3 separate regions of the Mus musculus genome follow, and regions 2 and 3 are each linked to region 1. A link is a loop called in an ENCODE intact Hi-C map of the cell type or tissue named here. Cell type or tissue: left cerebral cortex. All regions are shown on one strand. Region 1 has its middle 26 kb from the start of Adgrg5. Region 2 holds the start of Katnb1 (katanin p80 (WD40-containing) subunit B 1). Region 3 overlaps Adgrg1 (adhesion G protein-coupled receptor G1).

The links. Peaks named below come from ENCODE experiments on the same cell type or tissue, not always from the same donor. Only the 100,000 strongest peaks of a DNase experiment are listed, where the experiment ranks them.
Region 2: it touches region 1 in a loop (2.4-fold over the local background); 13 of 42 quality-filtered maps call a loop at or near these places.
Region 3: it touches region 1 in a loop (7-fold over the local background); 36 of 42 quality-filtered maps call a loop at or near these places.

What each region holds. Positions count from the first base shown.
Region 1 is chr8:94,945,657-94,953,656 of GRCm38, forward strand. No RefSeq gene overlaps it. Among named protein-coding and RNA genes, the nearest start is that of Adgrg5, 26 kb to the left of the region's middle. In left cerebral cortex, CTCF peaks have their summits at 3,547 (motif pointing right) and 4,628 (motif pointing right); DNase peaks (open chromatin) are centred at 4,256, 4,621 and 6,527.
Region 2 is chr8:95,073,633-95,081,632 of GRCm38, forward strand. It overlaps Drc7 (dynein regulatory complex subunit 7), which reads left to right. Exons shown (of 18, transcript NM_001042715.3): 13 at 484-699; 14 at 1,361-1,471; 15 at 1,572-1,682; 16 at 2,618-2,812; 17 at 4,041-4,180; 18 at 4,264-4,509. The coding sequence ends at 4,357. It overlaps Katnb1 (katanin p80 (WD40-containing) subunit B 1), which reads left to right and starts at 7,569. Exons shown (of 20, transcript NM_028805.2): 1 at 7,569-7,672. In left cerebral cortex, no CTCF peak of the experiment used is centred here; DNase peaks (open chromatin) are centred at 4,615 and 7,368; H3K4me3 peaks cover 1,337 bases; H3K27ac peaks cover 864 bases.
Region 3 is chr8:94,998,067-95,006,066 of GRCm38, forward strand. It overlaps Adgrg1 (adhesion G protein-coupled receptor G1), which reads left to right. Exons shown (of 14, transcript NM_001198894.1): 2 at 4,373-4,447; 3 at 5,185-5,607; 4 at 7,148-7,280; 5 at 7,687-7,834. The coding sequence starts at 4,384. Among named protein-coding and RNA genes, the nearest start is that of Adgrg3, 16 kb to the right of the region's middle. In left cerebral cortex, a CTCF peak has its summit at 3,792 (motif pointing left); DNase peaks (open chromatin) are centred at 2,780 and 3,798; H3K27ac peaks cover 3,386 bases.

The DNA of each region.
Region 1 (8,000 bases):
AGTTTCCCATGTGGACTTTAGGGGAGTCAGGGGTAGGGAGGATGGGAAGGAGAGTCTCCGCTGAGATTAAGCTCCCAGGAAGCTGATGTTGGGAAGCCCCTTGGTTAGGTGGAGGGGATTTGCTCTGTGAGTAAGGCCAAGCAAAAGGATTCCATAGCCATCTTCCCAAATCACGGGCGTGTGAGCCACCGTGAGGGGAGGGCCACCGTGAGGGGAGGGCCACAGAGAGGAAAAGGAGGCAACAGAACAGACACCAAGAGGCCACAGATGTTTAAAGGAATAAAAGCTGCAATGACATGATGTGTATATAAGTAAGATGAGTAAGGATGGGGTGGAAAGAGAGAGAGGGAGAGAGAGGCGGGGTGGAGAAGAGGGGGAGGAAGAGGAGGATGGGGAAGGAGAGAGATGTGGATGGAGAAGAGGAGGAGGAGGGAGAGGAAGAGGGAGAGAGGTGGGTTGGAGAAGAGGAGGAGAGGAAGAGGAGGAGGAGGAGGAAGGAGAAGAAGGGGAGGAGGGGAGGAAGAAGAGGGGGGCTGGAGAAGAGGAGAGAAGAGAGGAGGAGGGGAAGAAGAAGAGAGGTGGGATAGAGAAGAGGAGGAAGAGGAGGAGGGGAAGAGAGCAAAAGGGGAGAAAGGAGGGGAGGAGGGGGAGGAAAGAGCAGAAGGAGAAGAGGGGGAGGGGGAAGGGGGAGAAAGGGGGAGAAAAGGGGAGGAGGAGGGGGAAGAGGGAGGAGAGGAACCGCAGCAAACTGGAGCTTCTAGAAATGAAAGACCATTCTAAAATCTAAAATCCAACAAACAATCCACAGCCAAAATGAAGGGCAGAGCTAGGAGTTACTTACAAATCGACGAGAGACATGACATGGGAAGAGAAACAGAGGCATGGAGAGCAGAATCAGAAGAAGCTCACAATGAAATCCCAGGAGAAGAAGCTAAAAGCAACGAGACAGACACAGCAGTTACAGGTTTCCTCAAAGCAGACCCACAGAAGCAGGGAGAATGGCACCTCTCAAGGAGGATACAGGGAAATGGACCTGCCCTTTGCACCTCTGAGGGAAACTTCAGATGGAGAGAAGTGAGGGGGAAAGCCACGGAGAAAGGGCAGTGTGCTCCATGAGCATCTCCATCCATAGCCACGATGATAGGCTGGGAGACGGCAATGGGGTCCCCAAAGAGAGGGGAACAAAGAAACGTCAGCTAGAATTGCCTGCGGCAAACAGCCCTTTCATAAACTAAGACACAAAGGAAAATATGTTCCTTTTAACATTGAAAGGTAAATAAAAGCTGAGAGCAATCTAAAGGGATTTCAGAGTGTTCTTCAACAAAGAAAGTGATTCCAGAAGTTTACTCAGAGACCCAAAAAGGATTGGTGATCGTAGAAACAGTGGATGTACCAAGGCCCATTACAATCACATGTGTGAAACTGTGCTTTTGTTTGTTAAAGACAGTCAGATCTGAAATGTCAGAGAATAGAATGTAAGTCTCCAGGGGAAAGACAGTGCTACACAATGGTCAGAAGCCTCTATGTGCAGGGGTCACCAAGACAGCACATTCATGTCTGTGCTCTGGTCTGTGTAGGATTTAAACATGTCCTGCCAAAGCTCACATGCTAGAAGCCAGTGTGGATGCCGACAGAGAGAGGGCTAGTGGAAGGTAACACAGAGACCTGGCTTTGACATGGATTTATATGGCGTCCACAGAGCCCCAGTTGATTCCCAAGACAGTGGATTGTTTTGTTATGGTTGTTGTCTAACAATGATGCTCGAACTCGCTATGTACCCCAGGATGGCTTTGAACTCCTGATCCTCTTGCTTTCCTCTGAGTGCTAGGATCACAGGCTAGTGCCAGCACACACAGATGGATTATTGTCTGATCCTCATCTTTTCCTTTCCATCTTATGATGTGATTTCTTCTGTGCACGCTCCTGTCATTACCTTGAGGCTCTCAACAGAGGCTAGGTCAATGCAACCATCCAGTTCTGGATTTTCAGCTCCCAAACTAGGAGCTAAACGAATCTCTTTGTGTAAAATACCCAGACGCCTGTATTTTGTTATAACATGAAAAGTAGGCTAATACCACTAGATGCTGTTATTTAAATGTGCGTGTCAGGGGGCTGGAGAGATGGCTCAGTAGTTAGGAGCACTGGTTGAGCTTCCAGATGGACCAGGGTTCAATTCCCAGCACCCACGTGGCAGCTCACAACTGCCTGTAGTTTCAGTTTCAGGTGATCTGATATTCTCATGCAGATACACATGCAGGCAAAACATTAATACACATAAAATAAAAGGAAGTAAATCTTTAAATGTGCACGGCAAAGACTTCAAAGGTAACAGTTAAGGAAGTAAAACTCAAGTTTACACATTTCATTTTGGGGGAGGGAAAATGGTATAGGAAAGAAAAATAAATACAATGTAGTTTAAAATATTTATTATATTTTCTGTGTATGGCTGGTTTGCTTGCAATATGTTTGTGTACCACACAAGTGCTTGGTGCTTGTGGAGGCCAGAAAAAGGCCTCAGGTTCCCTGGAACTGAGTTATGGATAGTTGCTAGACACCATGTGGGTGCCAGGAATTGAACCTGGTCCTCTGCAAAAGCAGCAAGCGCTCTTAACCACTGAGCCTGCCCAAAGCTTAGTTTGCTTGTTTTTAAAGACAAGGAGAGAAAAAGAAGAAGAAAAAGTGAAACCAGGTGTGATGGCACACGCCTTTGATCCCAGCACTTGAGAAGGAGTGGCAGGTGACTCTCTTGGAGTTCTAGGCCAGCCTGGTCTACAGAGTGGGCTCTGATAGTGAGGTCCTGTTTCAAAACTCCTTAAACAAATGAGAAAAACAAACAAACAACAAAAGAAACCTCAGAGGGCTTGCGGTGGAAGAAGCAAATTAGCCCACTCACTAGCTCTAAGCCCTGGCATATGCTTGCCCCAGCTACTCTACTCCCAGGATGCCAGCAGGAGGCCCCACAGTCCCAAGACTTGGCCCTAGGAGCGCTGTTTGTGATTGCAGAAAGTGGGACACAGCCCATCTGCCCACAAAAGTGAGTGTGGCTAGATGAACTGTCCCCGCCACACAGGGAAGTATTATAGACATTATAGAGTGCTGATTAGCATAGGTCCACTTACTGTAGGGACGCATCTAAGATCAAAGTCCCAGAGAACACAGCCTAATACCCTTTAAACCAAGAAGAAATAAGTTTATGCTAAGTGAGCTATTCAGGCAAAGCAAGGCGGCAGCACAGCATTCTGGGTGGCAGAGGGGAGCCCTGGGAATTTGTGGTCTATTTGCTGGTGGAGATGGAGGCTGCTGCTTTTTCTTCCTTCCTGTCCCCACCCTTCTGCTCCCTCGGTTCTTTGATCCACACGGTGCTCAGGATCCTTATGTGTGGTGTGCAAACACTAGATTCCCATATTTTTGCTGAGTTTTTGAAATATGATAAAAGATAGCATGGAATAGAGAATTGTTATGACTTTTAAGGATTATTATTATTTTACACTAGGTGATTATGTGTGGGCATGTGCATGTGGGTGCAGTCTCCTCTGGAGGCCAGAAGAGGGCATCAGATCCATTACAGCTGGAGTTACATGAGTCGTGAACTGTCTGACATGCGCAATGGGAATCAACTCAGGTCTCCTGAAAAAGCAACCATTACTCTTTTTTGTTTGTTTTTGTTTTTTGTTTTTTGTTTGTCTAGACAGGGTTTCTCTGTATAGCCCTGGCTGTCCTGGAACTCACTTTGTAGACCAGGCTGGCCTCGAACTCAGAAATCTGCCTGCCTCTGCCTCCCAAGTGCTGGAATTAAAGGTGTGTGCCACCACGCCCGGCTCTGCAACCATTACTCTTAACTGCCGAGTCATTTTTTCAGTCCTAGGCATCTCTACTTTTAGAATTCAAGATCTTCCCTCAAAGAAAAACATTCTATGTATCAGATTGTCTATAAATATTTTATCAGCTCATTTGCTTTTCACGATAGACTTGTGAAATAATATGCATCAACTAACTCACAGGAGGAAACTGGAACTCTCAGAGCGGTAACGCGGCTTACCCGAGGTCCCACAGTTTCTTGCTGATGCTGAGACCCAAGCCTGACTCTGAATCCCTATTGGAATAGGGAGGGTGTGAGTGAGCCCCCAGGACAGCGATTCCCCTGGGGCTTGCCGGTATAGGCATGGATCCTACGAAAGCTGGGCTCAAATCTCGACTGCCACCTGCTTGCCTTGGCTTGGCAAGCCTCTGTGCCTCTCCGAGATTCTGCCTTCATATCTGCATCTGGCTGAGGCGTCAGAATGGTATGAAAGACCAGAGAGAGGAAGATGTGAGGCACCAGGCCCACTGACCCATTTGGTAAGCCTTTGGATTTGTCATCTAGACTGCTGGGCACCGGTCTCGACATTCCTGGCAGCTCTCTTCAGGCATCCTCTAACAGCTCTTAGCCAAGCGCATGTCCTTTGGGGTATGAGGGAACAATGGTACCAATGCAGTACCCTGCAGCTGCAGCACACTGTCTCGGAGCCTGCCTGCTTGGGTAGAGCCATCAGTCTACTCTGCAGCTCCATTACCACTGTCCAGCTGGCTGAGACTTTCCAGGACTGCAAAGGCCAGGCTCTGGAGTGGTTATTCTCATAGTGACCACCAGGGGTCAGTATTGGCCGTCTGCCTTTGTGTACCAGAAGCTGCTTAGGGCAAAGGAGAAGCACATTGCTGTCTGCCTGGTAGGGCATCTCTAACGAGGGTGCCCTTGGGGTTCTGGCTTGATGTGATTTCTGTTAAGGAAGGACAGTGGCTCTCTATTTGTTCTGATGCTTGTCCATTCTTTTATCCATTCATTTATCTATCTATCCGGCCATGACTCTGTTATTCTTCCATTAGCTCAGCTGCCCATTCATTTTCTACCCATCCATTGTCTCCCACTTACTATCCATCTACCCTCTCCCCCCCTCCATTTGTCTGTCCATCCTATGTGTGTCCGTCCTGTGAAGTTAAATACTCACTCATGGGTCCATCAGACACCTGTCCAATTGCCCCATCTCTGTCCGTCATACCGAGAGTACCTCTGCTGAGCCAGGCCCTGTTCAGCCATAGGGGACCCATGATGGAAGGAGACATGGAAATCAGAGGGGTTAGATGGCACAACCTGGGCAGTGGGAGAAACTGAAGGTCATTGTCTAAGGAGATCCTTTTTCCGTGTCCAGGAGTGCACCCCAGCAGTGAGTGGAACCAGCAGAGGGGCTGCAGAGAGGAGTGACAGACCCTGACTGGCTGTGAGCAGTCAGTCAGGAGATGCTAAGTGCCTCCCGCCCCCGCAGAGATGATTTTGAAGGAAGATGGCAGGCAGGGGCAGGACCAAGGTTTTGGGTGCCTTGAGGTTTATAGGTTGGCCCATGAAATTGATGGGGTCTGTGCTGGCTTGTCATATGTCAACTTGACACACAAACTAGAGTTATCTGAAAGGCGGAAGTTCACCTGAGGAAATGCCTCCATAAGATCCAGCTGTAAGACACTTTCTATTTTGTTTGTTTGTTTGTTTGTTTGTTTTTGAGACAGGGTTTCTCTGTGTAGCCCTGGCTGTTCTGGAACTCGCTTTGTAGATCAGGCTGGCCTCCAATCCACCCTGCCAGCCATTTTCTTAATTACTGATTGATTGAGGGAGGACACAGTCCTTTGTGACTTGCATTGCTGGGTTCTATAAGAGAGTAGGCAGAGCAAGCCAGGGGAAGCAAGCCAGTAAGCAGCACCCCTCCATGGCCTCTGCATCAGCTCCTGCCTCCTGGTTCTTGCCCTGTGTGAGTTCCTGTCCTGATGTGCTTCAGTGATGAACAGTGATGTAGAAGTATAAGCCAAATAAACCCTTTCCTCCCCAGCTTGCTTTTGGTCATGGTGTTTCATCACCGCAATAGAAGCCCTAACACAAGTTGAAACCCATATAGCAGGGTATTGTTGCAACAGACCTGACTATGTTTCAGGGAGGATTGTGGAAAGACTTTGCAACTTTGGGTCAGAAAAGCCATTATTGAGTGTTGAGGGCTCGCTCCGTGGGCTGTTCTGTGGGAGCTTGGAAGATAAGAGTGTTGAGGGCAATGTGGAGGATGGAAGTCTGGCTTGTGACGTTTCAGAGGGAAGACTAGAGACTCTTATCAGGACCATTTGCTATTTTGAATTGAGATTCTGTCGTTGGGATCAGCTGGGGCTGAAGAGTCTCAGCTATGGTTAAGAAGAGCCCAGCATCTTTGGAGGTAAAATCTGGGAAGTGTTTCCTCAGGGTCAGCACACAGAAGCTGTGCTCCTGAAAGTTGTCCCTCAAGCTGACAGCTGAGATACACTACTCTGGCACTGACAGAGATAGTCTAAGAGTCACCCAGATGGTACTGGTTTTAAAGACTTAAAGGGGCCATGGAGAGCAGCTGAGGCTTGGCCCTGTGAGAGGCCAGGAGCCACCATTGGTGAAGGTGCAGCCTCAGCAGCGGTTGATGGCAGGAATGAAGGAGCCTTGTGGAGAAGACACGTCTTGGCACTATGAAGATTGCCTAACAGAGGCTATTGGTGAAAGTGCAGCCCAGTTGAAGCAGAAGGCCCCAGCTTTTTGGAGATGCCAGTACCATGGGATGTCAGCACCAAGAACAGCATCAGCTGTGGAGTCGAGCCAGCTGGAGCCTGGAAGACAAGCTGTGTGTGCTGCAGAGGGCCGAACTGGAGAAGTGATCCAAGCTCACTGAGGAGCCCAGAAGATCGTGAGTGAAGCCCAGATAACTGGACATTGAGTTATTTATATTGTTGGAGTTTGGTTTTTCTTGGTTCAGATGTGGCTCTGCTCTGGGTCTTCCCTCTTGAAGAAGGTATTTAACTTAATTTTGATTTTTAAAGGATCCCAGCTGAAAGATTTTGAGCTTTTAAAAGAGATTTTTGGATTTTTAGAGAGATTGGATATTTTAAATAGACTGAAATTTTAATGTTTGAATTTGTAAAGTCTGTAGCACTTTTTTAAATTTTATTTATTTATTATGTAACTATATTGTGCTGTCTTCAGACACTCCAGAAGAGAACATCAGATCTCATTACGAATAGTTGTGAGCCACCATGTGGTTGCTGACATTTGAACTCAGGACCTTCGGAAGAGCAGTTGGTGCTCTTAACCACTGAGCCATTTCTCCAGCCTGTCTGTAGCACTTTTAAAGTTATTTAAGTTTTAATGTGAGACCTTGAGAATGAATAAGAAAGGAAAGGTGTGACTTAATGGTGATGTGTTTGAGTGTCAAGTTGACAAGGGGTCAGTTGTATGGCCTAGTCTTATGTCAGCTTGGCACTAACTAGAGTTATCTGAAAGGAAGGAACCTCAATTGAGAAGATGCCTTCTTAAGATCCCGCTGAAAGGCATTTTCTTAATTAGTGATTGATGGAGGAGAGCCCAGCCCATTGTGGCTGGAGACATTCCTGGGCTGGTGGTCCTGGGTTCTACAGGAAAGCAAGCTGAGCAAGTCAGGGAAAGCAAGTCAGTAAGTGGCACCCCTCCGTGGCCTCTGCATCAATTCCTGCCTCCAGCATCCTGCTCTGTTTGAGTTCCTGTCCTGCTCCTTTCAGTTGTAAACAGTGATGTGGAAGTGGAAGGTAAATGGACCCTTTCCTTCCAAACTTGCATTTTAGTCATGGTGTTTCATCACTGCAGTAGAAACCCTGATTAAAACAGGATCCCAGGAGAGAGAGGTAAACAAGTGTTGTGTATGGTGTTCTTTCTCTCCAGGGCAAATAATGACCTTACCCTAAGATGCATATATGTTCATCTATCTATCTATCTATCTATCTATCTATCTATCTATCTATCTATCTATCTATCTATCTATCTATCTATCTCTGTGTGTATGTATGTATATATGCATATATATGTATGTATATATATGTGTGTGTATGTGTGTGTGTGTGTGTGTGTGTGTGTGTGTGTGTGTGTATTCATGCTGATTTGCTCCCTTCATCCTATCCTCTTCAAGACCCTTTCAGAGAACTTCAGGAGCCCA
Region 2 (8,000 bases), 130 kb after region 1:
GTCTCAAAAAAACAAGCAGGAGAACAATTAAGAAAGACAATGTCAATCTCTGGCTACCACACAAATGCGTGTATGCACACCAAGGCGCTCACACACAATTTGTTTTAAATTATATTGAGATCTGGGGTGAGGGTTTCAGCTGCTTGGACTCAAACTGAGCTTTGTTTCCTCTGAGATGCTACAAAGTTCTTGGCCATTGAACTTCCTGGCCACACACCAAAGATGCTCCTTTCTGTAGTAAGGGTTAGCTGATAATGGGACAGGCTTTCTGGAGAGCTCCCCGCCTCTAGAAGCAGACAAGCAGAGTCGTGTGGAGGGAATTGGAGAAAGGTCCAACACCATGAAAACCCACGGGGGTCATAGAATCCATTGTCTAGCAGGAAGGGCGCGCACCCCTGGACTCCTGGGTCATGAGAGTCCTTCCCTCCTGCCCACAGAGCATGCTCAGAAAAACCCCCTCCTCTGCGTGTTCTGGCCACACAGAAAATCACAGAGCGGTTCTCCCGCAATCCAGAGAAGCCCGCGGATGAGGACGTGGCAGAGCGTTTGTTTCTGATAGTGGAAGAGCGCATCCAGCTTCGCTACCATTGCCGCGACGACTACATCACCGCATCCAAGCGAGAGTTCCTGCGGCGCATGGAGGTCGACAGCAAGGGAAACAAGATCATCATGACACCAGAAATGTGCATCAGCTACGAGGTGGGTCGGTGACTGCACGGCACACAGAAAGGTTGGGGACACACTTTAAAAACTGCGCCTGCAAGCATCTTCTGGTAACTTGAGAGACCCTAAGTGGAATTTCTATGAAAACTACCCTGGGGAAACCCATCTCTGTCCCTGGTAACATGCAAAGCTCTCATCTGAGGACCTTTCCCTTGCAACGGCTCTGAAAATCATCCCATTTCCACCAAAATGAAAACCCTATCAGATGTAACTGGAATGCCCAGAGAGTGGGGGTTGGGCACACGACTAATATTCATGTGTACTTCAGAACATCCCTCACCCTGGGCCTGGGGTTGGGTTCCAGAGCCTTCCTCATGGTCCCTACCTGCACCTCTGGGGATCCTAGACCCCAGATCCCAGGGACCTATCCTGAAGGTGACAGGATATTCTTTCTTATGCCCTAGACTCTAGGATGGTCTCGCCTTCCTCTTCTAATAGCATAACCGTAATCCCCCTGCATCTTTCTTTGGTCCCTCTTTGTTATTATGTTTTTGTAGAGAAGGATCCTGGGGTCTGGAGAGGTTAAGCACCTTGCTTGAGGCCACACAGCTAGAAAAAAGGGAGTAGATTTAAACCAAGTGGTCCCTAGACCTGCCCTGGCGCAGCTTCCCTGTCACCGTGGTGGTTCTGGTCTCAGGTAGAGCCGATGGAGCACACTAAGAAACTCCTCTACCAGTACGAGACCATGAATCAGCTGAAGAACGAAGAAAAGCTGTCCCGACATCAGGCCTGGGAGTCGGAGCTGGAGGTAAGGTCCTACCCCAGACCTCGGGGGGGGGGGGTGGCGGGGGGGGGCAGGGAGAGAGGGCCTCCGCCGTGATGCACCTCCTCCATGATGTCTGATCAAGGTGCTGGAGATTTTGAAGCTCCGTGAAGAGGAGGAGGAGGCACACACGCTGACCATCTCCATCTACGACACCAAGCGCAACGAGAAGAGCAAAGAGTATCGGGAGGCCATGGTGAGTCTCCCGGCTCTTCCTGGGTCTCTCTCCCCGGAGCCCTGCCTCCAGGGTAGGGAGGATGTGAGAACCCTGTGTAAGGGATGATGAGGGGATGTGCCAACCCTTCACAAGGGATGATGAAGTCGCTGGTGATGTCAGGTGAGTATTCCTGTTGGCTATCACCTGCTCGTTGATGGGTCACCCTCCCACCCCCATCCCAAAGAGCACTTAAGATCCAGGCTGGGTGTACTTACCCAGGACTGTGACCAAATGAAAAAGTCTCTACCTTGTGTAGAGAAAGAATGAGAACTACATGCCCACCTCTACCAGGGCTTTCACTGAGGCTGTGACCTGAGCTGGGAATCCAGCCAACTGACTCAGGCACAGGTTGAACACCAAGACTCAGCCACGCAATGCAGGGCTTTGGCTTTACCCACTCTCGCCAAGTGGGAGGACCAGTTTGGGTTCCCAGGCTCGAGGCTAAATCCTCTTCATCAAGCAGTGCAGATCTCTAAAGAAGTTTGGAGTTGGCCTGGCAAGGCTTGGCTTTGGAATGTTCTTGGATCTATAGGAAAGGGCAACAGCTCCTGTCCTCATGTTCTCTGGCTCCTGTGTGCCCCATGTAAGGCCGGCCTTATGGGCAAAAGAGAAAAATGGGAGCTCAGAATCTTTGCTAACCCACTGCCACTCACTATAAGTGTCTGCTTTGGACTTTCCAGACCTGAGCTGGTCTGTTTTCAGAGGAGGAAACTAAGGCTCAGACTGATTGATGAATTCGTGTCAGAAACAGGAATTACATGTTAGAAAGAAATAAACAGGGAGAAGGAGGCAATCGTGTCTCATAATCCTGGGACATGGATTTAGGGCCTGGCTTTTACCATTGCACAATGGACTCAGCTGCTCCGGAGGTCTCCTGCATATCCCGATCTTTCAGCTGGTTCCCTGGCCCACAGGAGCGCGTCTTGCATGAGGAGCACCTGCGGCAGGTGGAGGCCCAGCTGGACTACCTGGCCCCATTCCTGGCCCAGCTCCCTCCAGGCGAGAAGCTAACCCGTTGGCAGGCGGTGCGTCTCAAGGACGAGTGTCTCAGCGACTTCAAGCAGCGGCTCATCGACAAGGCTAACCTCATCCAGGCTCGCTTTGAGAAGGTGTGGCCAGGGCCCAGGCAGGGGAGGTGACCTCACCATCCTCAGTGAGAAAACGGGACCTGAGGTCTTTGCTCAGTGCCTCACGGATCCGAGAGTGACAGATGAGCGGATGAGTGTGTGTCTGTGGCATCCAAATACCTGGTTTCTTCTTTCCCCTTTGTTATTGTATGAGTGGATGGATGGATGGTGGGTAGCTGGGTAAATGGATGAGTGGATGGATGGGTTACCAGGTGGTGGTGGGGTGGGCAGGTACAGTTGGATGTGCAGTGAGGATTAGAAGTGGAGTGTGGGTGGATGGTTGGTTGGTTGGATGGATGGATGGATGGATGATGGTATGGATGGGTAACTAAGATGGGCAGACAGGGGGATACAAGAGTGGATGGGTAGGTTTGTGAATGGATGGACGGTTGGATGGTACATTATAATAGCTCCTAGTCCTTGGCCTGTTTCCGTGAGACAGGTGAGGTGCGTACCACGTGGTCCCCACGCAGTGTCTTGGTCTGCAGAGTGCAGAGAAGAGTTGGGTGGAATGGGACCCACCTTGTTTTCGGAGACGAACTGCTGGGGGCTCTGAGCACGCCCGCAACATGTCTAGCTCATGTAGCTATTTTGTGTGTATGGGTGTTTTGTCTGTATGTGTGCATGCCCACCACATGCATGCCTAGTGCCCTCAGAGGCTAGAAGAGGTCATCGCATCCCCCGGGACTGGAGTTTCAGATGATTCTGAGCCTCCATGTGCATTTTGAGAATCTAACCCCAGTCCTCTGGAGAGCAGGGAGTCCCCTGCTTCATTTTTTGAGACAGGGTTTCACTCTTTGGCCTTCACTGACCTGGAACTTGCTGTATAGACCAGACTGGCCTTAAACTCACAAAGATCCATCTGCCTCTGCCTAATGGGAGCTGGGATTAAAGGTGTGCACATCCCACCCAGTTGTTTTGATTTTATATATGAGCTGCTAGGAGTGGAACCCAGGGCCATGCACTAAACCACATCCCTAGCTCTCGCTGACTGTTTTGGCCCTGTTCTGATTTCATGCACATGCTGTCCTTTAAATCATGACCCCAGCAGTTTCCACCCAAGATATTTTGGGATGCTCTAACTGTGTCCCTTTCCTTGGGGGTCCGGGTTGGGGTGTTATCCTCTTGAGGCTGCCTGATCATCTATGGAACTACAGCCTGGCTGCAGATCAGTTCGCACATTCCCATGTTCATCTCTGTATGCTTCTAGGAGACCCAGGAGCTGCAGAAGAAGCAGCAATGGTACCAGGAGAACCAGGTAACCCTGACGCCGGAGGATGAAAACCTGTACCTGAGCTACTGTTCTCAGGCCATGTTCCGCATCCGAATCTTGGAACAGCGGCTCAATCGGTAAGGGGCAGAGCCGGGAGGACTCCTGGGAGCACTCTGATAGCTTGGATATCCCTCACCTTCTCCTCCCTCCCTCTGCTCAGGCACAAAGAGCTGGCTCCACTGAAGTACCTGGCGCTGGAGGAAAAGCTCTACAAAGACCCACGCTTAATAGACTTCGTAAAAGTCTTTGTTTGATGGCCCCTCCTGGAACTACGGCAGACCCTGCCAGAGAATGGAGTCTCTCCCTTCTCCCCAACCACTATGATCCTATACTAGCCTCGCTGCCACACTACCTCCCTATCCCTCATAGCCTCCCTCAAATAAATGCATTTCCTGTTTGCCATTTATACTTCAGTGTTTACAAGCTCCAATCTACACCACCCTAAATCTTTTTCTGTCATCTTCTCTTCTGGATTATCAAGTGTTGGCTCTCCAGATGGTTCCATGGTCACCTGCCAAGATCTGCTGAGAGCTCAATGTGTTGATGGTGGAGCAGCTCCTAAAGTGAGAGCGGCTTAGCTAAGGAACACACCCCAGGACCAGGCGGCTTGATATTAGAGGACAAGAGACAGAATCCAAGTTCCTCTTTCATTTACCACCTGTGAAATGGGGCTATCCATGTTTCCTGAAGTAAGACTTAAAAAGCAGAGAAAACTGGGTATAGTAGCCCATGCCTGTAATCTAAGCAGGAGGATCAGAGTTTAAGATCTGTCTCATCTACATAAGGAATCTGTTTCAACTACATGGGTCACATGAAGCTCTGTTTAAAAAAAAAAATAAACAAAAAATAAAAGGGACTGGAGAGATGGCACTGACTGCTCATCCAGAGGTCCTGAGTTCAATTCCCAGCAACCACATGGTGGCTCACAACCATCTGTAATAAGATGCCCTCTTCGGGTGTGTCTGAAGACAGCAACAGTGTATTCATATACACATAAATAATTAAAACAAGAAGGAGGAGGAGGAAGAGGAAGAGGAGGGGAAGGAGGAGGAGAGAAGAAGAAGAAGAAGAAGAAGAAGAAGAAGAAGAAGAAGAAGAAGAAGAAGAAGAAGAAGAAGAGAAAAGAAAAGAAAAGAAAAGAAAAGAAGAAGAAAAGAAGGAAAGAAGAAGAAGAAGGAGAAGAAGAAGAAGAAAAGAAGACCTTGCCTGTAATCTTCTCCAGGGCATGACACACTCAAGACAGGTCTCACAGCGGCTGTGGTTGCCTGTACTACCTGGGCCAGTGGTTAGGCAATCATGTATCAGGGAGGGACTCCTGGGGCTCTCTTCTTGTTGAATTACTGGCTGCTGCTGAATTCCGGTTGCGGGGCAGTCATTGTTTTCACTCAAAGATGAGCCCAGTAAGCTTTAATGCATAGTTCCAAACCCATGGTTAAAGCCAGGGGTGCATGCTCATGTGGTAGCCCATGCCTTTAATGCCAGCTCTTCATCTCTGTCAGTCCAAGGCCAGCCTGATCTACAAAGTGAGACCCTGATACAGAGGGAGGAGAGAAGAGAGAGAGGAAGGGTAGTGGGAGATCCAAGAGACAGAAATAGGATGATCTTAGAAGAGTCAAGTATGCCAAGAGTGCAGAATCTTGTCTGGTTCCTATAAAGATACTGTGCCCCGCCCCCCACATGTGTGGTGTGTGTGTACACATGTCCCATTGTATCACTATGCATTGTCCTCTGACATTCTTCACCTTATTCCCTCGAGTCAGGGTCTCTCACTGAACCCGTAGTTAGGATGACAACCAACAATCTTAGTAATCCTCTTGTTTCTGCTCCCTATAACACTGCTCCTTATAAGCACACATGCACCATGCCCAGATTTTTACATGGGTCGTGAGGATTTGAACTCAGGTCTTCATTCTTGCACTGCAATCACTCTTAGCCACTGAGCCTTGCCATTTCTCTTGGTCCTAGGTAGTTTGTATTTCCAGTGCTGGGGATTGAACCTAGTGCCTCCTACATACCAGTCAAGACTCTCTTATCACTGAGCTACATCCCCAGTCTTGTTCCTGCTTATAAGTTATGTGTATTGGGGATGGTGACAGTCATTTTAATATAGTCTGCATGTTAGAGAATGAAGTTATTTCAGGGGTGGTGACATTGGTTATGTGACTAAGGGCCCTTAACGATCTTCAGGCTCAGTGTTGCCATGACTGAAATGTCTTAGGATCTGTAATGTACATATAATTGTATAAACAAAGCAGATAAGGCAAAATGTGTCAAAATGAAGAATTTGACTTTTTTTTTTAAATAAAAAGTTGCGGGAACAGCAAAGTACAAAGTTTTGATCAAATGTTATTCTCCAAATCCAGGTCTCTTAATAATTACCCATTTCTACGCAGGGCCGACTTCCCATTAGGCTGGTGGGTGACTTTTGTTCCCGTAAAGGTTTTGCATTTAATAGGGACTTTGTGTGCCTTGCCTTTAAGAACAAAAGTTTAAGTCCTGGGTCCGATCTTCCAAATGTCTGGTCTTTTTCACCACAGCATCTGTTTCCTCGTCTAGAAATGGGAAATTCCTCCCGTTCCGGACTGTGTAGAGGAGAACGCCAGATGCAGCAGCCCCGACCAGAGGGGAGTGAGTGTAGGATAGACCAGAGTTGGAGGTTATTTCTGCAAAGGGCTGGGACCGAGTTTCTCAGTAAGGGGGGGACCCGAACTCATGGTGGGTTATGTAGCCTGTCCCCATCCCAACCTGTCTGTCCTGTCACAGATATTAGCCTTTCTCCGGTTCCGTAGTTTTACTTCCGCACGCAGGCGAGCAGACACAAGCCTAACTCATCCCACTGTGCTACTGTGATCTTAGGGACGAACTCCTGGGCTCGACATCGACCCCACTGTAACTAAGCTCTGTTTCCCTCGAGGTCAGCGAACTCCAGGAGACGTGTGGATCCAAGTAAGAGCCAAGTCCTCCCACTACGCGGGCGACACTCACAGTCTGAGGGCGGGGTCCTGGCAGCCCTGTTTCAATATGGAAGATCTGCAACTTCATACCACTCTAGAAGTCCCCTTTCCATTGGCTATCTCAGAGCTGGTTCTCCAATAACACTAACGTTTATTGGTCAATCCAGAGCTGTTGCTGAAGTGATTGGCGCAGCCGCCATCGGGTGCAGCTCGCGGATTTTTTAAACACAACCGGGTTCCAGGAAATGCAGGAAAAGGGCGGAAAAAACCAAGCCTGACTGGGGGCGGGACTAAGAACGCAGAAGCCTGTATTGGTTCTTCTGGGACCTAAGGGCGGTCCGTAAGCGCTTCTTTCTCGTGATTAGTCTGAGTCGGGGAAAGGAGGCGGGTAGTTACGTAAATCGGCGGAAGCGCTTGCTTCCATTGGTCAATTCTAGAGGAAGGCGGGGCGTCCGTGGCGACTGATTGGTGTAAGAAGTGAAGTGGGAGGGACTCTAGGCCGGAGGTTTTGTTGTGAGGGTCGGTTGTCAAGCAGCGACCAATCAGGGCAAAGGATGGAGGCAAGTGGGGGTCGCGCCTGGAGGGAAGCCTTGGCCTCCAGAGCTACAGCTGCAGGTAGAGTGGCTCTCGGGGTCTTGGAGGCAAAGGGAAAATGGCTCTAGTCTTCGCCGAGCCTGGAGGGGACAGTCCGGTCGCCGGCAGGAGGCTCTCGGCCAGGACAGGCTGGAGCCAGTGCCCCTCAAGGCAGACGGGAGGAGGGTCAAGCGAAGCTGAGGGACCGGTGGCAGGTTTGGGATGAACGAGCAGGACGGGTGTGTGGAGGCCGGAGAGGGAAAGCTGGTGGGCCGGAAGCAGAGCTGAGGGTGTGCGGAGGATCGTATTGAGTCGGGGCTCCAGAAACAGGAGAGCGAATGAATGGGGGATTCTGATAGCAGCGGGGCAA
Region 3 (8,000 bases), 52 kb after region 1:
TCCTCCGCAGAGATTGGAGTCCACGCCAGCCATCCTCCCGTTCCTCTTTACCCAGTGCTCACTGCAAGTGCACACTCATGGGCTCCAGGACACACACACACTTGCAGCTCTGCACGTTCATACCGTGAAGGCTCCTATCATCTCCCATCCTCTCCCCGAGTTTCCATAGCTCCCAAGGAACACATTCTACAACTGTACAAAGTAGCTGATGGTAAGCTGAGGCCACTTCAGTTTCCCCAGATAGGCCCTGGGTCGGTCACAGGAGACTCAGACCTGGAAACTAGTTAGCTCCTGCCTTCCTTGATCTGGCTTTATCTCCATCTCTTGCCGGAGGCCCCTCAGATGACCAGCTCCCTGCCAAATACTGGGAGGCCATATATCATGTCGTGGGGAAGGGACAGGGATCAGGAGAGGCAGGCTGCCTTTGTCTCTTGTCCACATTTTGTTCTTTCACAGCTGAGTAAATCCAGCAGACCCTTGCCTGGCTCCTGGGTACCCCCTGGCCCCCATGGGTGGCCTGTCAATCACTGGATACTGCCAAAGCCAGACTCTGGGCCACACCTGAGCTGTGGTGCAAGGATCCAAGCCATGTCCTTCAAAGTATCTTTCCTGGGGTTGGTCCCCATACACTAGCAGTTTGGGGCAACTCTGATGAAGCCAGCCCTTATCAGGGAGGCTCACAGGGCCGTATATGGCTGGGAGGAAGTTGGATACTCCTGGTGCCTTGGGCTTTGAGCAGAAGGTCACAGTGGAAATCTGTCATTCAGAACTCAAGAACACATCCCAGCAAAGACCTAAAGCTATGACAGATGCCCTTAGGATAGCTAATTTGTAACCGTAGTGGGTGGAAAGGGGTCCCGCTCAACATGTGAGGTGACAGCCCAGGAAGGGTTAATTTAGAGCTCTCTTAGTCCCGTTCAACTTCCACCTCCATCTAGGAGGAAATGGGTTTTCCAGGAGCTGGTGGCGTCTAGGTGACGCAGGTCCACATAGGATGGCAGGGGAAGTGACTCAGGCCTCGGGAGAGAAAGTGAGCTCTAATATTGCTGCTGCCCACCATGCTGGCCCTTTCCCTAGCAACCAATCATGCTAGGAATGGTGGGGGCTCACACAGCCTTAGCCCCCCTCTATCTTGTGGAATCCCTGGGGACCCTGTGATTTTATCCATTGTATCAGGCTGGCTCAGCGTGTTCTGTTCTTAGCATGTTTACGGGAAGCTGAGGTCAAGAATAACAGCCACTCTGAAAGGGGTTGTCAGTCCAGCAACTTCTGTCTAGGCTGGACTTGCCTGCTTTGTGCCCGTGACCTCTGTAGCTCCTGCTTTTCTCTCTTTGGGGGACCCTAAGCCAGGGGGGTGTGTACCTCAGGAACTTTTGAGGAGAGGGCTTGGGAGCAGCCTTGTGTGCTCTTGTGAGAGATGGCCTTTTTCTGGCCTCAGTTTCTGCATCTGTAAAATGGTAAACCCGGAACAGTACTCTGCAGATGTGGTTGTGACTATTGGGGTGGGGCTGCTAACATACCTTCTCAGTAACCATTGGCTCTGGCAGTGCTGTGGCAGGTGGCATTTGGTGGCTGAAGCCGGTCTGCTTTGCCGTTCTTCATCTACACAGGCCAAAGGTGGTCCCTAGGAGGTGGGCCTCTGCTGCTGGCTGCAGGGACTAGGGTAACCAGATCTTGGGATGCCTGCAGGAGGCACTAGGGTGCCATCCTATGATGTTGCTCTTACCCTTTGGAGTGTGAGGCTGGGTGGCAGGTGTGTGTGTGTGTGTGTGTGTGTGTGTGTGTGTGTGTGTGTGTGTGTGTATGTGTGTGTGTGTGTATGTATATATATATATGTAGGCCTGGGAGGGGGCTCAGGCAGGAATGTGCTGAATGGATAAATAGGACTCTTCCTGACCCATGTGGTGGTCCCTTAGCTATCTGAAGAGACCCCCCTCCCCAGTTGTTCTCCTTGTCCAGCTTCTGGCAGCCTGTGACATTCAGGGCCAGCTAGGAGGGAAGTTCTCTGGGTGGGGTCACAGCCTTCCCGATACTCTGTCCGGAAGGGAGGTTCATGTTCTAGGAATTTCCCCTCAAGTGCTCCGAAGGCCAAGCTGGCCACCTGCAGTAGACAGAGGCCTAAGGAGGGGAGCATGGGATAGAGAGTTGGGGGGAAGGGTCTGAGTCAGGGACGGAAGTGCACTGGTCGGAAGGTACACAGAGACAGTCTAACTTCAGTGGAACCCCATGTGCGCTCCCCACCCCCACCCCCAGTTCAAGGCCCTTTTTGATGAGTGGTAGACTTAATTCTCACAGTGACAGCTGAGGTAGGTTTGATTTGTAATCCTCTTTACAAGAGAAGGAAATGAAGCCCAAATATGGTGTAGTTAACTTAAGAGCACACAGCTAGGAAAATAGAGGGGCAGGGATTTGAAACCAGGTGATCTGGCTCTGGAGTCCACTCCACCAAGAAATCCAAGCAACCATCCTCCTCCTCCTTACCTCCCTCCTCCTCCTCCCCCTCCTCCCCTCCTTCTTCCTCTCCTTTTCCTCTTCTTCCTCCTTCTCCTCCTCTTCCTCTTTCTCTTTCTCCTCTTTGTCTTCCTTCTCCTCTTTCTCTTCCTCCTCTTCCCTCTTCTTCTTTCTTCACTTCCTCTTCTTCCTCCTCCTCAAACCCCAAGAATGCAGACAGGGGTGTTTATCCTCCTTAAAGTGACTCCACAAAGGTTCGAAGTGGAGGGGAAGTCCCTTGTTTGTGCTTGATCCCTTCCATGGGTTGCCATGGTGATCCAGCCTCACTGTGCCCCGCCCATGAGGCGGAGCTTGCTCCCTTCCCTGCCTCTTTTGTTCTCAAGGCCATTTGGGGAGAGTCAGTGCAAGACAAATGGCTCTGTCCTGTCCTGGACCCTGTGCTGACAGTGGTGGCCCACTGAGAAGGCAAGAGCCCTTCCTAGTTAGCTGTGTGACCACATGAAGTTGTTGGCTATCTCTGGGCTTCAGATCTAAAACGTCACAAAATGGAGATCGGATGGAAGTCTCAAGTGATTTGTAAGCTTCAAGTTAAAGAGAGGAATCTGTCTGGAAGAAGAGAGATTTGGGTTAAAGGTTGAATGGACAGTGTCAGGGACAGCAGAGAGCAGAAGGGAAGAGATGCTGGCCTTCTGCTGGCAGTTTGATGCAGGGAAACCCATGCCTCCATGGAGGGAGCACGCTCTCCCCTACAACTTTCCTGTTCTCCGTGCAGTGCTCTGGCACCGGATAAGGACCGTGGCCTCTGAAATTGACCTTCCCTTCTGCGTGTTTCAATGCTCCTCATGCTTGGGTGTATGGGACTGGCTCTCACTTGAAGGGCCCAGGGTGACCAGAATGAGACTGGTCCAGAAAGGAGACAGCAAGATCCTGCTTGAGCCACCCAGTGCTCAGTTTAACCTCTGCCTCTTCTAGGAAGCCCTCCTAGTTTTCCCCCCAAATTCAGATTGCCTTTGCTCCCTAGGTTTCCAGCCTTCCCTTTGCCTAATGGTGGAAGATGAGTGTCTGTCACTGTGGTCTGACACAATTCCCTACAGTCTGAGGGATGGTAGTCGGGGGTATGTCAGCACCCACTTGGCCACTGGGCCAGCTGGGAGGGCCAACAACGGAGGACATCGCCAGCGGTGGTATAGTTCATGTGGGTGTAGTGTAAAGAAGCACCCAGCTAATAGTGACCCATGGAGTCAGTATGGAGAGATGGAGCTGACCCTCAGGGCGGGAGCACATAGACTAAACCACACCTCTCTGCCACCAGCTTCTCAGGTCCTGGTGGCTGGCTCCCCCTAGTGGTCATGACAGGAAACATCCTTCCCTCCAGCACTTTTTATCACGTTCACCCTGCTGCTTTCCTGCTTCCGCCTCTGTACTAGGCTCTGTTTCCTGAATGAGGAGGGACTGTGCCAGTTGATGGCGTGTGGATAAAAGATTCAGGCAGTGGGGCAAGGGGTGGGGTTATCAAATGTCATTGTGACTGGTCCCAGGAGCAAGGTTCCTGTAACTACCTAGGCCTTAGGGACTGTGACACTTGGTTCCCAGGAAAAACTCAGATAGCCCGTTCATTTCCCTGCATCTCCTCCAGGCCTGGCAGATGCAGGATAGTGTTCAGGTGGATCTAGACAAGGCCCCTCGTGGCCCCTGGGCTCCTCTGTGAGCCACTTACACCTTGTGGCAGAGCAGCAAAAGGCAGAGCGTGTGGCCATGTCTATTTATAGCCTCTTGATGCTCTGGAGAGAAGCCTGACCATTACTTTGTGACCTTTAGCTCACTCCCATCCATATACAGGCCTCCCGCTGTGGCGCTGGCCCCTCCCCCATTCCCCTGTCCCCGTCCCCACCCCGGTCATAATGTTCTCACTCTCTTCCAGGTAGGAGTATAATGGCTGTCCAGGTGCTGCGGCAGATGGTCTACTTCCTACTGAGTCTGTTTTCTCTGGTGCAAGGTAGGCTTTCTTGGGGCCCAGGGTTTGTGGTGACTTTGTCTAATGCCTCCATGTCTGTGTGAGGGCTCTCTGTGTAAAGGATGGGTCTGCAAAGCAGCCCTGAGGGCACCTTGGGGGAAAACAGGCATCTCTTCCTTCTTAGATGCGGCTCCACAGAGCGAAACTTGGGATGGGTGCAGTCCTCTCTTCCTTTGCAGGGAGTGTCCTTGGACAGTGCACACGTGTGTGTGCCACAGTCTAATACAATCATGGTCTCATTAATTAAATAATTTGCATTAAACTTTGGCTTTTGACTTTGAAACAAAATCGCCCCCCCCCCCCCCCCCCCCCCCCGCTCCCCTGCAAGACAGGCTTTCTCTGTGTAGCCCCGGCTGTCCTAGAACTCACTCTATAGACCAGGCTGGCCTCGAACTCAGAAATCTACCTGCCTCTGCCTCCCAAGTGGTGGGATTAAAGGTGCACCACTGCCTGGTCTGAAACAAATTTTTTATCTTCACTTTTATCTATTTATTTATTTATTTATCTATCTATTTATCTATCTATTTATTTATTTGTTGGAAACCAGTAAGGTCTAGCAAGATAGATACATTGTTATACATTGTTGTAGACTGATAGATACATTGTTGTAGACCAATAGATACATTGTTGCAGACCCTTGAAATCTAGAGCCTTAGAATGTGTGTGAGTCCCAGGTCCTAGCCCCTGGCTGGTCCTGTTTATAGCCTCTGCCTCCTCAGGTGCACACAGTGGCAGCCCCCGAGAAGACTTCCGCTTCTGTGGCCAGCGGAACCAGACCCAACAGAGCACCCTCCACTATGATCAATCTTCAGAGCCTCACATCTTTGTGTGGAACACAGAGGAGACCCTCACAATTCGTGCCCCCTTCCTGGCAGCCCCAGATATTCCCCGCTTCTTCCCAGAGCCTAGAGGGCTCTATCACTTCTGCCTCTACTGGAGTCGCCACACTGGGAGACTCCACTTGCGCTATGGCAAGCATGACTACCTGCTTAGTAGCCAAGCCTCCAGACTCCTCTGCTTCCAGAAACAGGAGCAGAGCCTGAAGCAGGGAGCCCCGCTGATCGCCACCTCTGTCAGCTCCTGGCAGATTCCCCAGAACACCAGCCTGCCTGGGGCTCCGAGCTTCATCTTCTCCTTCCACAGTAAGGCTGGGGGGACATATGAGTGTGGGGTGGGAGTCACGGAAGACATGGAAAGCCCATGGAGGAGGACCTGGGTGCTGATGGCAGCTATTGTCACCTGACCTGGGTATCCTCTAGGAGGATAGGTGGCTGGGGAGGGGAGGATTGGACTGTTTTGCCTGTCCCTGTTATGATCTGAGATCTTTGTGATGACCATAGCATCACTTCAGCCATTAGGAGAGCATCTTAGCTACTTTTCCTCTCTATGATAAAACACTCTGCCAAAAACAACTTAAGGGAGAAAGGTTTCCTTTGGCTCGCAGTTCTACGGCACACTCCATCATGGTGGGGGAAGTCCTGATGGCAGGTGCTTGAAGCAACTGGTCATTAGCATTTGTAGTCAGGAAGCAGACAATGATAAATACTTCTGTTCAGCAAGCCTAGGGGATGGTGCTGCCCACTTTTAGGGTGGATCTTCCTACCTCGGTTAGCCTAACATAGATCCCTCACAGACATGGCTCCTGTCAGGCGGATGAGCAATATTAATTATCACAGAGAACAAGGGATGGAGAGAAAGAGATTATTACTTACAGGTCCTGAGGTGCAGTGCACACCTGGAGGTCATGCTTATATACACACAAAGGTCAGGACGCAGCGGGAGGAGGCTAGGGGGGAACATAACTTGATACATACCTGGGAATGTAACACTAGGAAATGTGAGCTCTGGCAGAGCCACTCTCCAGCCAGAAGGCCCAGCTTCTATTCAAAGTACAGGGGCTGGAGGAATGGCTTAATGGTTAAGAGCATTTGCTGTTCTTGTAAAAGATCCAAGTTCAGTTCCCAGCAGCTACAATGGGTTGTCCCCAAACATCTGTAACTCCAGTTCCAGGAGCCCCCACAACCTCCTCTGGTTTCTGTAGGAACCCAGTGTGTACACAATACGTGTTTATACACACACACACACACACACATTAATTAATATTAAATCATTAAAAAACAAAACACAGGTAGAAGCAACATAAACTGTGGGCATTCCGTGTACCCTAGTATCAGCAAAGAGGAAACTGGGGTACAGGGAGCTATGCAACTAACAGATTGGGGCTTTAGGATGTGAAGCTAGCAGCTGATTAGCAGGGACAGGGAGAATTAAGGGTTGGGGAAGCAGGGAGGCTGTCAGGGAGGCCTGGGGACCATGACCTTGTGGGTCAGGAAATGGATGCTTTCTCACTTGGGTCTCCTCCTAGAGACACCCATGTTTCCAGGGGCTCAGGTAGAGATGGCGAAGCTAGAGACTGGGAGATCCCCAAAGCTGGCACAATAACCCACATAATCACATAATTCCCGAGGAGATCTGCTTAGGCCTGGTCCCTCAGAGCCTTCTGTGCTCATGTGTAGCAGGCCCTAGGAGACACAGCCCCACTTAGCTGGCTTCAAGTATCTGTGATCTGTGGCCCCTCTGCCTCTTGGGCCCTTGGGTCCCTCTTCTGTGGAGTGCCATATGAGGGTTGCATAAGGCTGTATGCTGGCCGTGGGAACCTCAAGCAGTCTGTTGCCTTCCCAGATGCCCCACACAAGGTCTCCCACAATGCATCTGTGGACATGTGTGATCTCAAGAAGGAATTGCAGCAGCTTAGCAGGTACCTGCAGCACCCTCAAAAGGCTGCCAAGCGGCCCACCGCAGCGTTCATCAGCCAGTAAGTGTGGATTACCTAACTAGGGGATGATGGAAGGTCTAACCTGGGCTAGGAGGAACTGGGAAATCTTCTCTGAGGCTGGACCTTCCTCATTGGCTCCTGCTGGGTTGTCAGTAAAGACAGATACTAATGCAATGCCCGGCCTCTTCCCTACAAGAGACTCCATCCTGGAGTCTGGCACGTTGAGTTCCCGAGAGAGGTTTGGACATAGCATAAGTGGGACATAGGCATGAGCTGAATTCCAAAGTACTGTCCCTCGCTGCCACTCCCTTGAATCTGCATACTCAGCTGCCTGTGTCCTTTGTCCTCAGCACCCTCTCCTCTCTGTTCCTGTCTATCCTGTGTATCTAGACCATCACCACTACCCCCTTCCCTCTGTCACCTGCCATGTTCTCCCCCACACCAGGCAGTTACAGAGCCTGGAGTCAAAGCTGACCTCTGTGAGCTTCCTGGGAGACACATTATCCTTTGAGGAGGACCGGGTCAATGCTACAGTGTGGAAGCTGCCACCCACAGCCGGTCTAGAGGATCTGCATATCCACTCCCAGAAGGAGGTCAGTGCCCTAGGGTGGGGTGGGCTAGAAGGGCAGGCAGGAGCACTCCCTACAGCATAGCGGTAACCCTTGTTTTCCCCTGGGTCTGGGGACAATCCACAGCCCACAGGGAGAGCTGGTGTCTGAAGATCCAGGTTGCAAGACCCCACTGAAGACCTCTTAGCCT